Regions from separate parts of the Homo sapiens genome. Here region 2 is linked to region 1. The links are chromatin contacts, found by Hi-C or POLR2A ChIA-PET in ENCODE. All regions are on one chromosome and are shown on one strand. Each heading gives the region's core, a stretch centred on a gene start or an enhancer-like site at or near the end of the contact. The rest is flanking DNA. Distances are from core to core; before and after follow the strand shown. Region 1 holds the start of PDXDC1 (pyridoxal dependent decarboxylase domain containing 1). Region 2 holds the start of RRN3 (RNA polymerase I transcription factor RRN3).

Region 1 (6,842 bases), core at 3,533-6,032:
ATTTGGGTTACTGCCCAATTATCCTTAATCCACGTGATATGCTCTGATGTTTTGCATCCTATTTCATTTTTTAAAAAATTGCTACTCATGACCCAATGGTTGATATCACAACCCACTGATGAACTACTCTCAGTTTGATATAGATGTTAATTGAAATAATGGAGGATGAAATTATGTAGAAGAAGAAATCAAAAGGACTTTCCAGGCTGGGCACAGTGGCTCACGCCTGTAATCCCAGCACTTTGGGAGGCTGAGGTGGGTAGATCACCTAAGGTCAGGAGTTTCAGACCAGCCTGACCAATATGATGAAACCCCGTTTCTACTAAAAATAAAAAATTAGCTGGGCATGGTGGCACGTGCCTGTAATCCCAGCTACTCAGGAGTCTGAGGCAGGAAAATCGCTTGAACCTGGGAGGTGGAGGTTGCAGTGAGTCAGCGAGACTCTGTCTCAAAAAAAAAAAAAAAAAAAAAAAGGCTTGCCAGCTGAGTGCTGAGGAAATCCAACAATGAAACATTGGGTGGAGGAGGAGGAAACTCCAAAAGACATTGAGAAGGAACAGGCAGAAAGGGAAGGTGACGATCCGGAGAATTTGATATTGTGGGAAGCATGGAAAGTCAGTTTCAAGAAGAAAGTGATCATCTGGTTCTAGGGCTGCTGAGAGGTCAGGTGTGATGGACTGAGATGGTTTTAGTGACACTGGTTTGGGTGGAGGGAACAAGGCCGAAGCTAGATTCAGATGAGTTGGTGGTGCTTGTGTGATGAGAAAATTGAGACCATTAGGTGTAACCAGAAGGGGATGTGGATGAAGATAAGGAGTTTTTATTTGCTTGTTTTTTGAGCATAAGAATGTTTAACAAACACTAAAAGGCAAGCATAACCAGAATTTTACAGATGAGGAAACTAATATACCAAGAGGTTAAGTAACTTGCCCAAGTAGTTTTCACTTATACAGCTTAAAAAAAAAAAAAAAAAAGAATCCAGTTCTACTTGTAGCCACAGTCTGAACTCTAACCAATGGGCTATACCATCGACAAGGGAAAAAACTGGCCCAGACATAATCCAATTTTTGTACCTTTGAGTTAAAAGTCTACAGTTGAGGCTGGGCCTGGTGTCTCACGCCTGTAATCCCAGCACTTTGGGAGGCCGAGGTGGGTGGACCACCTGAGATCAGGAGTTGGAGACTAGCCTGTCCAACTAGTGAAACCCCGTCTCTACTAAAAATACAAAAATTAGCCAGGCTTGGTGGCACGCACCTGTAATCCCAGCTACTCAGGAGGCTGAGGCAGGAGAATTGCTTGAACCCGGGAGGCGGAGCTTGCAGTGAGCAGAGATGGTGCCACTGCACTCCAGCCTGGCGACAGAACGAGACTCCATCTCAAAAAAAAGGAAAAAAGAGAAGTGTTTGAGGCCAGGCTCGGTGGCTCAGGCCTGTAATCCAAACACTTTGGGAGGCCGAGGCAGGAGGATCACTTGAGGTTGGGAGTTTGAGACCAGCCTGGCCAACATGGTAAGACCCTGTCTCTACTAAAAATACAGTGTGTGCGATGGCGCACGCCTCCAGTCGAAGCTACTCCGGGAGGCTGAGGCAGCAGAATCACTTGAACCGGGGAGGCAGAGGTTGCAGTGAGCCAAGACTGCGCCGTTACACTTCAGCCTGGACAACAGAGTGAGACTCGTCTGGAAAAAGAAAAAGAAAGAAAAAGACAGGTCTGTTAGCAGCACATAAAGCCATATGTCAGTAGAGATTAAACCTCCCCACAACTGATGGCTTCATGCTCCAAACTGTACAATATTCTGCTTATCTCTCTTCACTAGTCCATAGAATGTTGCATTATAATGTATCAGTTTTCCTATCTGTGCATCCACAAGCCAAATGGTTTCAACTTTTTTTTTTTTTTTTCGGGGATGGGGGAATCACAGACTTGAGTATATAATGAAGACAATGGATGTTTTCCCCAGAAAAATGCACTCACTCACACACAAAATGTTGAGTATAGTTTCAGAGACCTCCATCTGCATCCCAAAGTAAAAACTTCTACCCAAAATAGTGTTTTTCTTCAGGGCAGAGAGCTTGTCTTTGTTTTGTGTGTGTGTGTGTGTGTGTGTGTGTGTGTGTGTGTGTGTGTGTGTGTAGACGGAGTCTTGCTCTTGTCGTCCAGGCTGGAATGCAGTGGTGCAATCTTGGCTCACTGCAACCTCCGCCTCCCAGGTTGAAGCGATTCTGCTGCCTCAGCCTCCCGAGTAGCTGGGATTACAGGCGCACACCACCACACCCACTAATTTTTCTATTTTTAGTACAGACGAGGGTTTCACCATGTTGGCCACGCTGTTCTCCAACTCCTGACCTCAGGTGATCCGCCCACCTCGGCCTCTCAAAGTGCTGGGATTACAGGCATGAGCCACCGCGCCCAGCCTTTTTTAAATTTTTAAATTTTTTATTATATTTTGTTTTTGAGACAGAGTCTCGCTTTGTCGCCCAGGCTGGAGTGCAGTGGTGCGATCTCTGCTCACTGCAAGCTCCGCCTCCCGGGTTCACGCCATTCTCCTGCCTCAGCCTCCAGAATAGCTGGGACTACAGGCGCCCGCCACCATGCCCGGCTAATTTCTTTTTGTATTTTTGGTAGACACGGGGTTTCACCGTGTTAGCCAGGATGGTCTCGATCTCCTGACCTCGTGATCCGCCCGCCTCGGCCTCCCAAAGTGCTGGGATTACAGGCGTGAGCCACCGCGCCCGGCCCAGCCTCTTATTTGTATTTTTATTGTTTTTTGAGATGGAGTCTCGTCTTATTGCCCAGGCTGGAGCGCAGTGGCACAATCTCGGCTCACTGCAACCTCTGCCCCCGGGGTTCAAGTGATTCCCCTGCCTCAGCCTCCCAGGTAGCTGGGATTACAGGTGTTTGCCACCACGCCCAGCTAATTTTTTGTATTTTTAGTAGAGACGGAGTTTCACTCTGTTGGCCAGGCTGCTCTTGAACCAGCCTCTTATTCTTTTACATACTATTTCCAGCACAACTGTCCAAGATGGCAGTCAATAAATGTTTGGCTAAATATAATAAATAATACGGTTGATTATTTCCACTTTTTCATGTTGGGTTTTCAAAGTCTACTTTTAAAACAGTAAAGTTAACTTTTCTCTCTAGTATTTGTTTTGTAGAATCTATTATACTTTGTAATGTAATCCACAGAAACTTGGAGGTGACTTTAGTAAAATTTACTAGTTTTGAATGATACCCATGCTGAGGTGCTCAGAGGTGAAATGTACTAACATATATCGATGGATGGATATATGGATGCATATGTGATTAAAGCAAATATAGGGAAAATTAACTGTAGAATCTAGGTAGTGGGTATATGGTTGTTCACTGTACAACTGTTTAAACTTTTCTACGTTTGAAAAATTTCATAACACGTTGGAAAAGTGACTTGTTTTGCTCAAGCAGGGGTACATTCAATCTTCAATTCTTGAAAGACATAAATCTATCTTTCCTTCTGTTTGGAAAGCTCTTTAGAGAGTCAGAATAATCCCCACAGTACAGTCTAAACCAGCACACAAGGGTTTTTTGGTAGAAAATAATTTTATTAACATAACCAGGCAATTTACCAAATACAACGTAGATAGCTCAAAACATGGAGTTACTGCGCTGAAAATGTGACCCTGTTTACACAGATTTCGGGACGAAGAGTATAAAACAGGAGAGAAAAGGAGTAAGATTGTGGTTGTAGCGTCATCGCAGAGGTGAAGTGTTCCATTGATTGCCACTGTGGTAGTCTATATCAGTTTCCCACATTAAGGTGGGAGGAATCTACTAAGCAAATGTACGCCCTCCCCATTCGTTCGAAACACATTGCAGTAAAATTGCAAAAGTGGCCGGGCGTGGTAGCTCATGCCTGTAATCCCAGCACTTGGGGAAGCTGAGACGGGAAGATCGCCTGAGGCCAGGAGTTTGAAGCCAGCTTGGGTAACATAGTGAGACACCCCTACCTTCTCTATTAAAATGAGATTTTAATTTTTTTTCTCTTCAGTTCATCGGTTAACAAGATAAAAAAATTAATAAAAAATTAACTTTTTAAAACATTTAAAGTAAAGTAGGAGTGGAAGCAGTATGTGGACTCATGGGGCTTGGGTCTGAATCCTACCTAGATCGGCACTGCGAAATGGGGATAATGATCTCCTAGAGCTGCTGAAATAGGAAAATGGAAGAACAGCAGCTGATGTATTAATATTATCATTATTACTACTACCCATTACCTGACAAGTGATAATTGTGACATGAAAGAGGCTGGACCGGTTGTTACAACAATTTTTTCCGTCTAGAATTCGGCGGTAAGGTCTGAGACAACACCTCAGCTTAGATCAGTGCCTTCTCTGAACAGCGTTCACTAAGCAGCCCCCAACCCCAAAACCCCCAAGTCCCCGGGCGCCGAGGACGCTGCGAGTCCTGCGCATGCGCAAGGTTGCCCACTCGCTCACCGCCTCCTTGGCGAATGGCCTGTTCCATTCTCGAGGGATGCCGGCGGGAGGTGAGGCGGGAGACTTGGAAGCCTGGGCCCGGAAGTGAGGTGCGTCACTAGTATTTCCAGCCTTTCACTCCATGAATAGTACTTTGTGATTATTATACTTCTACCTTGATGATTGCAACAGGCTGCTGGAAAGAGTTTGGTGAACAATCCACCGGGCATCCTCCCCCCTTCACCTGCGCACGTTAGGGAGGGCCGGCGTGGCGCCCAGGTACGGAATCCCAGAGGGCTCCGCCCAGCGCTACGGGGCCCCGCCCCGCCGCCTCTCAACCATCAGGTTCGGCAGCCCGCGGCGCCGCCTGGCAGCTCCTCCTCTTCTCCGCCCCGCCGGCCGCGGGCGCGGGGGACGTCAGCGCTGCCAGCGTGGAAGGAGCTGCGGGGCGCGGGAGGAGGAAGTAGAGCCCGGGACCGCCAGGCCACCACCGGCCGCCTCAGCCATGGACGCGTCCCTGGAGAAGGTCCGTGCCGGGAGGGGGCGATGGGGACGGTGCTGCGGCCCGGGGCTCCCGCTTCCGAGGCAACTGTTTCCCAGTCGCGAGCTGCCATTGTGACCCGGACAGGGGGACGCGGGCTGACAGGCCCTGCCTGAGGAGGCCTCGCCGGGAGGGCGGCTGGGGCCCGGGCGCGTCACGGGGCCGGGTGTCTCTTGGGTCCCCGTGGGCCGAAGAGGCTGGGCGGGGTTCGGTGGGGGCCGCGACGGGCCCGGAGCCCAGGACTGGGACCGCGGGGCCGACCTTGGGCCCTGCCGAGGTTCCGCGAGTGGCCGGCCTGAGCTCGGCTGGCCCTTTCGGAGGACCGGGAGCTCTCCGTTGGCGGCCCCAGATGCTCCCGGAAAGAAGCCGCAGTTATTTCAGAGCCAGCTGCAAACCTGTAGGTTTTTCTTGGTCTCCGAGTTAGGAATGAAAATTGCCAAAGCAGTGGTTTTCCAACTTCAGCCTGAGTGGGAATCACCTGGGGCCTTTGGTAAAATGCGGAGGTTCAGTCCCGGGGTCAGAACCTCTGGGGGCGGGACCGGGAACTGCGTGTTTAACCGCCACCGCCCCGCTCCCACTCCGCCCCACGCAGGTGATTCTGATGCTGAGCCTGCGATCACCGGGCGAGAACCTCTGAGTTCCAGAAAGGGGTGGGTGTTGCGTAGATTGCGAATTGAGTTTTGGGGATCGCAGCTGCTCCACAACTTCCTGGCTCCCCCATTCCAGTGGCGAGGAGGGATCCCCGAGTCAACTCGAAATCCACTGGTAACAGAGCCTACCTCTGGTTTCCCCTTGGGGGAACGGCAGCGTGGTGTACCAGGCTGACTGCTCTACCATGTGAAACGGATTCTCATTGTCCCAGTGTTAGGGCTTGTAAATGGAAACCAGTTTGGGTTTCTTCACGGATTCCTGCTTTCGGTACCTGACATTCTGCCCTCCCTCAAAGCCCTTCTGTCTGTTCCAGCTTGGGAGTCTGCTTGTCCAATCCAGTGCATACCCGGTTTTTCATGCATGTGGCATTCAGGAGCAATGCTCGTGTTTTAAGACGGCTACATTTTAATTTTGAGCTGGTAGGAATAATATATTTTGTCTTTTTTCAAGGCAGCAGCTGCTGTAGATTTTGTTCACTTGTCACTGGAGAGTTGAAGGCAATAATTGTAAAGGTTGGGCCAGATGTCTTCATGTGCTCACAGTGGTATAGCCTACTCCTGGGTTGCTTAGCATAAATTGGGTGGAAGACAAGAAAAAGATAATATGGTTTTCTTGTGCCATCTCTGGGGTGAATGTTACGTGTTTTCCTGGCTGGGAATAAAGTCTTTCCGGTCGTCTGATTAGCAGGGTGTCTACCTTTTGGTACTTTGAGTTTGTCCAGATGAGTGGTTCTTAAAGCAGGGGGCAATTTATTTCCCCAGGAGACATTTGGCTATCTCTGGACATAGTTTTGATTGTCACAATGGGGGCAGGGAGGTGCTGCCGGTACCTAGTGGGTAGAGGCCAGGGACGCCTCTAAACATCCTACGTTGCACAGGACAGCCCCCCACGCTGGAGAATTCTCTGGCCCAAAATGTCAGCAGTGTTGAGGCTGAGAAATCCTGGTCAAGATCATGTTTATAACACCAGCAGTTGAGTACAAAACGATGCAAAGTGGTGTTATCAATTTCCTAAGAAGGTGGGTGGGCTTCATGTGATTGTAATTGGAATCCTGAAGAACTGGGGTGATCTTTCCTCCAGGAATAATTAGCCTTTATAGGAAAATCTGCAGGGTGGGTCAGAATCCTGCTTTAAATATTACTTTTCTGGCATTTGATCAGTAGGTTACAGTAGTTGCTCCCTAAGTGTTAATTGATGAT
Region 2 (7,035 bases), core at 482-2,981, 120 kb after region 1:
TTCCACCAAACCGAACAGTTTTTCTTGGGGGAGAATTGAAAAAGTCATTCTCTAATGCACGCATATTTGAAATCCTGTGGAACCAAGATTAACAAGCTATTAAGTTCATGAAAATAATAAAAATTATAATAGCCAACATTTATTGAACCAACATAATTCAGTGGAACTATTGTTAAGGCCTCTTTACTGGTCTCCCTGCTTCCACTCTTAACCAACAATCCTTCCTTTGCTCAGCAACCAATAACTGTCTTCCCACTGCACTTACAGTAAAAATCCAAATCTCTCAGTGTGGTCTTTAAGATCCTACATTAATCTGGCCCCTGCCTACCTCTCTCACCTCATCTCCAACAACTTGTTTTACTACAGCCATAACGTCTTTTCTGCTCTTCAAACAAGCCAAGCTGTTTTTCATTTCACTTACTGTTCACTCTATTGGAAATACTCTTTTCCCAAATCTCTACGTGGCTGGATTTTTTTTTTTGAGATGGAGTCTTGCTCTGCTGCCCAGGCTGGAGTGCAGTGGTGTGATCTTGGCTTAACTGCAACCTCCATCTCCCGGGTTCAAGCAATTATCCTGCCTCAGCCTCCTGAGTAGCTGGGATTACAGGCACCTGCCACCATGCCCGGCTGATTTTTGTATTTTCAGTAGAGACGAGGTTTCGCACGTTGGCCAGGCTGGTCTCCAACTCCTGACTTCAGATGATCCGCCCGCCTCGGCCTCCCAAAGTGCTGGGATTACAGGCGTGAGCAACCGCGCCCGGCCTAGATTTTTGTCTTCATTCAAGTGGAAGCTCAAATGACAGATGTCTTCCCAATGAGAAATCTCAAAAGCTCCTTCTCTCCCTTCTCCCTCCCCCATTACCTTGTTGTATAACTGAAATCATCGTGTTCGTTTATTTATTGGCCTATGTACTGCCTTTCCCCCCTATGCTGTAAGCTCTGTAGAAAGCAGGGACATTAGTGTCTTTGGATAAACCACTGTCCCCAGTGTTTAACACAGTAAGCAGGAGCTCGATAATTATTATGAATCATATTACGCTAATTGTTTTACAAGGTTTGCTTCACTTACACGTAGTAAATTAATGAAAAAACATAGCATCCTAATGACTCTGAAAGTTAAACGCCAAGAGTGCTACGGGGGTTAGGGATTTTAAAAGTGGAGCAAAATAAAGACTGCGAAACAAATACGTGTGTCGAAACAAATTCCAAACAAAAAAGATGTAATATTCAATTTGCCATGAGTGACGACGTTCGGCTGATAACCCACATAGCCCAGGGAAATCCCTTCCAAATTTGGACGAAGAAGAGGGAAGGAAGAGGGGTCAAGGCGCAGAAGGCAGTACCCAGGCCTGGGAAATCACGAAGAGACACAGTCGGGAAAGGGGGCCTCCAGAACAGAGAACATAGTCACTTTTCCAGGCCCCACCCATGTCTATTACCCAGTTAGGAGGAATGAGCTCATTTCTGTGAACGTGAGATGACCCTCCACCCCGTGCTCCTATCACACGCCATGAGCTTTGTCCCACATCCTTTCAATCCGCTCCTCTAAGCGCCGTCCTGAGCTTTCGTCCCAGATACGCAGAAGGAAGCGGCCTGAATCTTACCCAGTCCTCGACGCGCCCAGCTTCTTAACTGCAGAGGACGAAGCGGCCGCATCTCCCGGCAAACGCGTGTGAAGCAGCGGTGCCGCCATTGGGCCGAACTAACGCGACCGCTGCGCCTCAGGCCGGATGCCCAGCTCCTTCCAGCCACAGCCTCTGTCCCGGAAGTTGCGCGTGCCAGCGCAACCTTCAGCCAATCAGCGGCCCCGCGTGGGGAGGGCGTATGCTCTCGGCGGGCTAGAGCGCCGCTGAAACCCGCTCCTCGTTCTACTTGGAGGACTTGTTCCAGCCAGCGCTAGTGCGTGAGTATAAGGAGAGACGGGAAGGACCGGCTCCATCCAGCCCTGAGGATCCCGAAGAAAGGGTGGAAACACCCTGGATGTGCTAAGCTGTGGCCGGGTACACTCAAGTGTTAATTTTTTGGAGTCAAAGCCTCCCTCAGTCAAATCGAAGAAACTGAAGCACTTGTGACTGACCCAGATCTTCACGGAGGAAAGGGGATTCGAACCCGGCTGACCCAGGAGCCTGGGCTCTATACTCAGTGCAGCAGTCTCACAGACACCCAAGATAACGTTATCCTCACGGAAACGAGCTCGACGAAGTGACCTACCTCAGAGCCTCAAGGCTATGGTGATGCTGGCATGAGAAACAACAGGAGAGTTACGAAGAGGTGTTACCCCCTTGACTTTATTTATTTATTTATTTATTTTCTTTTGAGGCCGAGTCTTGCCCTTTTGCCCAGGTGGAGTGCAGTGGTGTGATCTCAGCTCACTGCAACCTCCGCCTCCCCAGTTCCAGCAATTCTCGTGCCTCAGCCTCCCAAGTAGCTGGGATTACAGGCGCATGCCACCACACCCGGCTAATTTTCGTATTTTTAGTGGAGACGGGGTTGCACTGTGTTGGCCAGGCTGGTCTCGAACTCATGACCTCAGGTCATCCGCCCGCCTCGGCCTCCCAAAGTGCTGGGATTACAAGCATGAGCCACCACGCCCGGCCAAACTTAAATTTTTAAAAGAGGAACAGGAGTCAGCCAGACCAACAAAAGAGCCACTGGCGTTCCAAGCATAGGAAACGGAGGAAACAGAGGCCAAAACCTCGGGACTGTGGAGGATGTAGAGGGAGAGCAGGGGCTGCCCCTACTCTCAGGGAGGGGAAAAGGTTGCAACTTTGGAAACTGTACAGGCCTATCAAAAATACAAAAATATCCAGCCTGGGTGACACGGTGAAACTCCATCTCTACAAAAAATTTAAAAAATAAAAATAATAAAAATTATCTGGGTGTGGTGGCACACACCTGTAGTCCCAGCTACTCGGGAGGCTGAGGATTGCTTGAGCCTGGGAGATAGCACCACTGCACTCCTGCTTGGGCAACAGAGTGAGACCCTGTCTCGAAATAAATAAATAAGTTTTTAAAAATGCATATGTATGGGCCCGGCGCAGTGGCTCACGCCTGTTATCCCAACACTTTGGGAGGCCGAGGCAAGTGGATCACCTGAGGCCAGAAGTTTGAGACCAGCCTGGCCAACATGACAAAACCCTGTCTCTACTAAAAATACAAAATTAGCCAGGCATGGTGGCAGTGCCTGTAATCCCAGCTACTTGGGAGGCCGAGGCAGGAGAATAGTTTGAACCCAGGAGGCAGAGGTTGCAGTGAGCCAAGATCGTGCCATTGCACTCCAGCCTGGGTGACGAGTGAAACTGTGTCTCAAAAAAAAAAAAGGTGTGTGTGTGTGTGTGTGTGTGTGTGTGTGTTTATATGTATCTCTCTCCAGGAGTTCAAGACCAGCCTGGGCAACATATGGTGGTGCATACCTGTAGTCCCAGCTACTTGAAAACTGAGGACGGAGGATCACTTGAGCCCTGGAGGTCAAGGCTGCAGTGAGCTGTGATTGTACCCCTGCACTCCAGCCTGGACAACACAGCAAGACCCTATTTCACAACATAAAATACAGCAATTTGGTTTTTTTGTTTTTTGTTTTTTTTTTGAGACAGAGTCTCGCTCTGTCACCCAGGCTGGAGTACAGTGTCATGATCTTGGCTCACTGCATCCTCTGCTTCCCAGGTTCAAGCGATTCTTGTGCCTCAGCCTCCCCAGTAGCTAGGATTACAGGCATGCGCCACCATGCCCAGCTAATTTTTGTATTTTTAGTAGAGACAGGGTTTCACCATGTTGGCCAGGCTGGTCTCAAACTCTTGACCTCAAGTGATCCGCCCGCCTTGGCATCCCAAAGTGCTGGGATTACAGGCATGAGCCACCACGCCCCGCCAGCAGTTTGTTAAACATAAACCATAGCTCTGTTTTGCAACAGTGTAAAATCAGTAACTGTCTTTCCTGAGTCTCTATTTGGTCCTTACTGAGTTCCTTGGGAATGTTGGACAGGAATCATCTGTGTCTCAAGGACAGAGGAAATAATTGCACCGTAGCTCACAAAGATACTTCAAGATAACTGTTTAAATGAGAATCTCTTCTTCACTTCCAAGGGAAAGCAAAGCAAAAACAAAAAGCAACAATAGCAAAACAGCAATCTGACAATTATCTGTTTTGTTTTGTTTTGGTTTGAGACAGGATCTCATTGTCTAGCCCAAGTTAGAGCGCAATGGCGCGATCATGGCTCGTTGCAGCCTCGGGCTCCTACAGCTTATGCAATCCTCTCACCTCAGCCGCCCGAACCCACACCACCAAGCCCAGCTAATTTTTTGTATTTTTGGTAAATACGAGGTCTCACTTTGTTGCCCAGGCTGGTCTTGAACCCCCGGCCCAAGTGATCCTCCCACCTTGGCCTCCCAAAGTGTGTCTCCCCACCTACACTCCCATTCTTTCCCTTAAAAAAAGTCTGAGTCTGGGTGCAGTGACTCACACCTGTAATGCCAGAGCTTTGGGAGGCTGAGGCAGGAGGATAACTTGAAGCCAGGAGTTTGAGACCAGCCCAGGCAACACAGCCAGACTCCGTCTCTACAAATAACACTTTTAAAAAACTTACCCAGGCATGGTGGCACGTGCCTGTAGTTCCAATTATTTGGGAGACAGAGGTGGGAGAATCACTTGAACCCAGGAGTTGGAAGCTGCAGTGAGCTATGACTACACCACGACACTCTCTGGCCTGGGTGACAAAGCAAAATCTCATCTCTTAAAAAAAAAAAGGGAAAAAAAGCTTGATATGTACAAAATAATATGTTAATGTAAGTTATAAGAACATAATGGGCCAGACACAGCGGCTCCTGCCTGTAATCCCAGCACTTTGGGAGGCCGAGGCAGGCGGATCACGAGGTCAGGAGATCGAGACCATCCTGGCTAATGCGGTGAAACCCCGTCTCTACTAAAAATACAAAAAAAAAAAAAAAAAAAAAAAATGTGCCGGGCGTGGTGGCAGGCACTTGTAATCCCAGCTACTTGGGAAGCTGAGGCAGGAGAATGGCATGAACCCGAGAGGTGGAGCTTGCAGTGAGCCGAGATCGCGCCACTGCACCCCAGCCTGGGTGACAGAGTGAGACTCCGTCTCCAAAAAAAAAAAAAAGAACATAATGAACACCTGTGAACATATCGCCCAATTTAAGAAGCCGAACATTAACTAGGACAATTGACACTTACTCTGTGCTGCTCTCGGATCCCACCTTCTACCTGCTTTCCTCCCAAAAATAGTCACCATCATGATTTTTAAAAGTCATTTTAGTTTTCTTTGAATAATTATCATATTTATACTCCTAAACAATGCACTATATTTACTTTTATTTGTCTTTGCATTTTATAAAGTTATCTCCATGCTGTATTATACTGCTGTTTGTTTTCAACATTATGCTTTTTTTTTTTTTTTTTTTTTGAGACGGAGTCTCCCTCTGTTGCCCAGGCTGGAGTGCAGTGGCATGATCTCCCGCCGTCCTCCCACCTCGGCCTCCCAAAATGCTGAGATTATAGGCATGAGCCACCGCGACCAGCCTGAATATTCTTGTATCATGTCCTGATGTATGTGTACAAGTGTTTTTCTAGGGTGGAACTGTTGGGTTGGAGGGGGCACCAAAAGCTTTTAGGAAAGGAGAAAGGAACAAATTGGATATCTATGATTTTTTTTTTTTTTTTTTGAGACAGAGTCTCACTCTGTTGCCCAGGCTGGGGTACAGTGGCACAAGCTCAGCTCACTGCAACCTCTGCCTCCCGGGTTCAAGCGATTCTCCTGCCTCAGCCTCCTGAGTAGCTGGGACTACATGTGCCCGCCACCACACCTGGCTAATTTTTGTATTTTTAGTAGAGATGGGGTTTCTCCATGTTGCCCAGGCTGGTCTCAAATGCCTGACCTCAGGTGATCTGCCTACCTTGACCTCCTAAAATGCTGGGATTACAGGTGTGAGCCATCGTGTCTGGCTACTATTAGTTTTTCTATTTAGAAATTGTTCATCTGGATCCTCCCTACCTTTCAGCCATTTGCAATACATTTGTTGAGCATAAAGAGTGACCTTCTTGGCCGGGCATGGTGGCTCACGCCTGTAATCCCAGCACTTTTGGAGGCCAAGGTGGGTGGATCACCTGAGGTCGGGAGTTCGAGACCAGCCTGACCAACATGGAAAAACCCTGTCTCTACTAAAAATACAAAATTAGCCTGGCATGGTGGCACATGCCTGTAATCCCAGCTACTTGGGAGGCTGAGGCAGGAGAATCACTTGAACCTGGGAGGCAGAGGTTGCAGTGAGCCGAGATCACTGCCATTGCACTCCAGCCTAGGCATCAAAACTCCCTCTCAAAAAAAAAGAGCAACTTTCTTGTCCACAGCAAAGAATCACTGGAAGCCATTTGATGCAATATGACCTCATCTCTCTAGCCAGTGTCGATTGGGTTACAGGAGGGCACCAAGAAGCTTTTTGAAGGCTGTGCCAATGTACACTTCCAGCAATATCTTCTTAAGCTTGAGTGCAGCTCCTTATTTTCCCAAAGCACAGCTAAGACTAAGGCTGCCAAGTTTTTAAAAAGATTTAAAGGAAACTCTGAGCATTATACAAGAAAAATACTGGCCGGGCCCTGTGGCTCATGCCTGTAATCCCTGTACTTTGGGAGGCTGAGGCAGGTGGCTCACTTGAGATCAGGAGTTCAAGACCAGCTGGGCCAACATGGTGAAACCCCATCTCTACTAAAAATACGAATTAGCAGGTGTGGTGGCAGGTGCCTGTAATCCCAGCTACTTGAGAGGCTGAGGCTGGAGAATTGCTTGAACCCAGGAGGCAGAGGTTGCAGTGAGCCAAGATCGCAACACTGCACTCCAGCCTGGGCAACAGAGCAAGACTTGGTCTCAAAAAAAAAAAAAAAAAAAAAAAAAGGAGAAAAAGAAAACCTTAAAACTAAATGCATAATTTCTGTTGTAATTCTTTGACCATGTCCGTTCTTTGTGGAGCCTCTATTCAGTCAAATTGTCCTGTGGGCCAACTCATCTTGGCAGGATAAAAGCCT

What was found. A loop is a pair of places that touch in the nucleus more often than their neighbours do. ChIA-PET counts read pairs that join two places held with the same protein, here RNA polymerase II (POLR2A). Pooled maps may share reads with other maps.
Region 2: a loop to region 1 is called in a pooled map, with 5 times the contacts of the local background. The contact joins the promoter of RRN3 here to the promoter of PDXDC1 in region 1. A Hi-C loop is called at or near these places in 1 of 37 single-sample maps with no recorded cell type and 5 of 50 pooled maps. POLR2A ChIA-PET finds 5 or more read pairs at or near these places in 2 of 52 experiments (PC-9 and T-cell).

What each region holds. Positions count from the first base shown.
Region 1 is chr16:14,970,244-14,977,085 of GRCh38, forward strand. PDXDC1 (pyridoxal dependent decarboxylase domain containing 1) reads left to right here and starts at 4,783. Exons shown (of 23, transcript NM_015027.4): 1 at 4,783-4,977. The coding sequence starts at 4,957. RefSeq lists a silencer at 3,649-3,943 and an enhancer at 4,101-4,864.
Region 2 is chr16:15,092,541-15,099,575 of GRCh38, forward strand. RRN3 (RNA polymerase I transcription factor RRN3) reads right to left here and starts at 1,732. Exons shown (of 18, transcript NM_018427.5): 1 at 1,605-1,732; 2 at 1-74. The coding sequence starts at 1,693. It overlaps LOC100505915 (a long non-coding RNA gene), which reads left to right and starts at 1,871. Exons shown (of 4, transcript NR_125434.1): 1 at 1,871-2,271. It also overlaps a transcript of PDXDC1 not described here. RefSeq lists an enhancer at 1,712-2,006.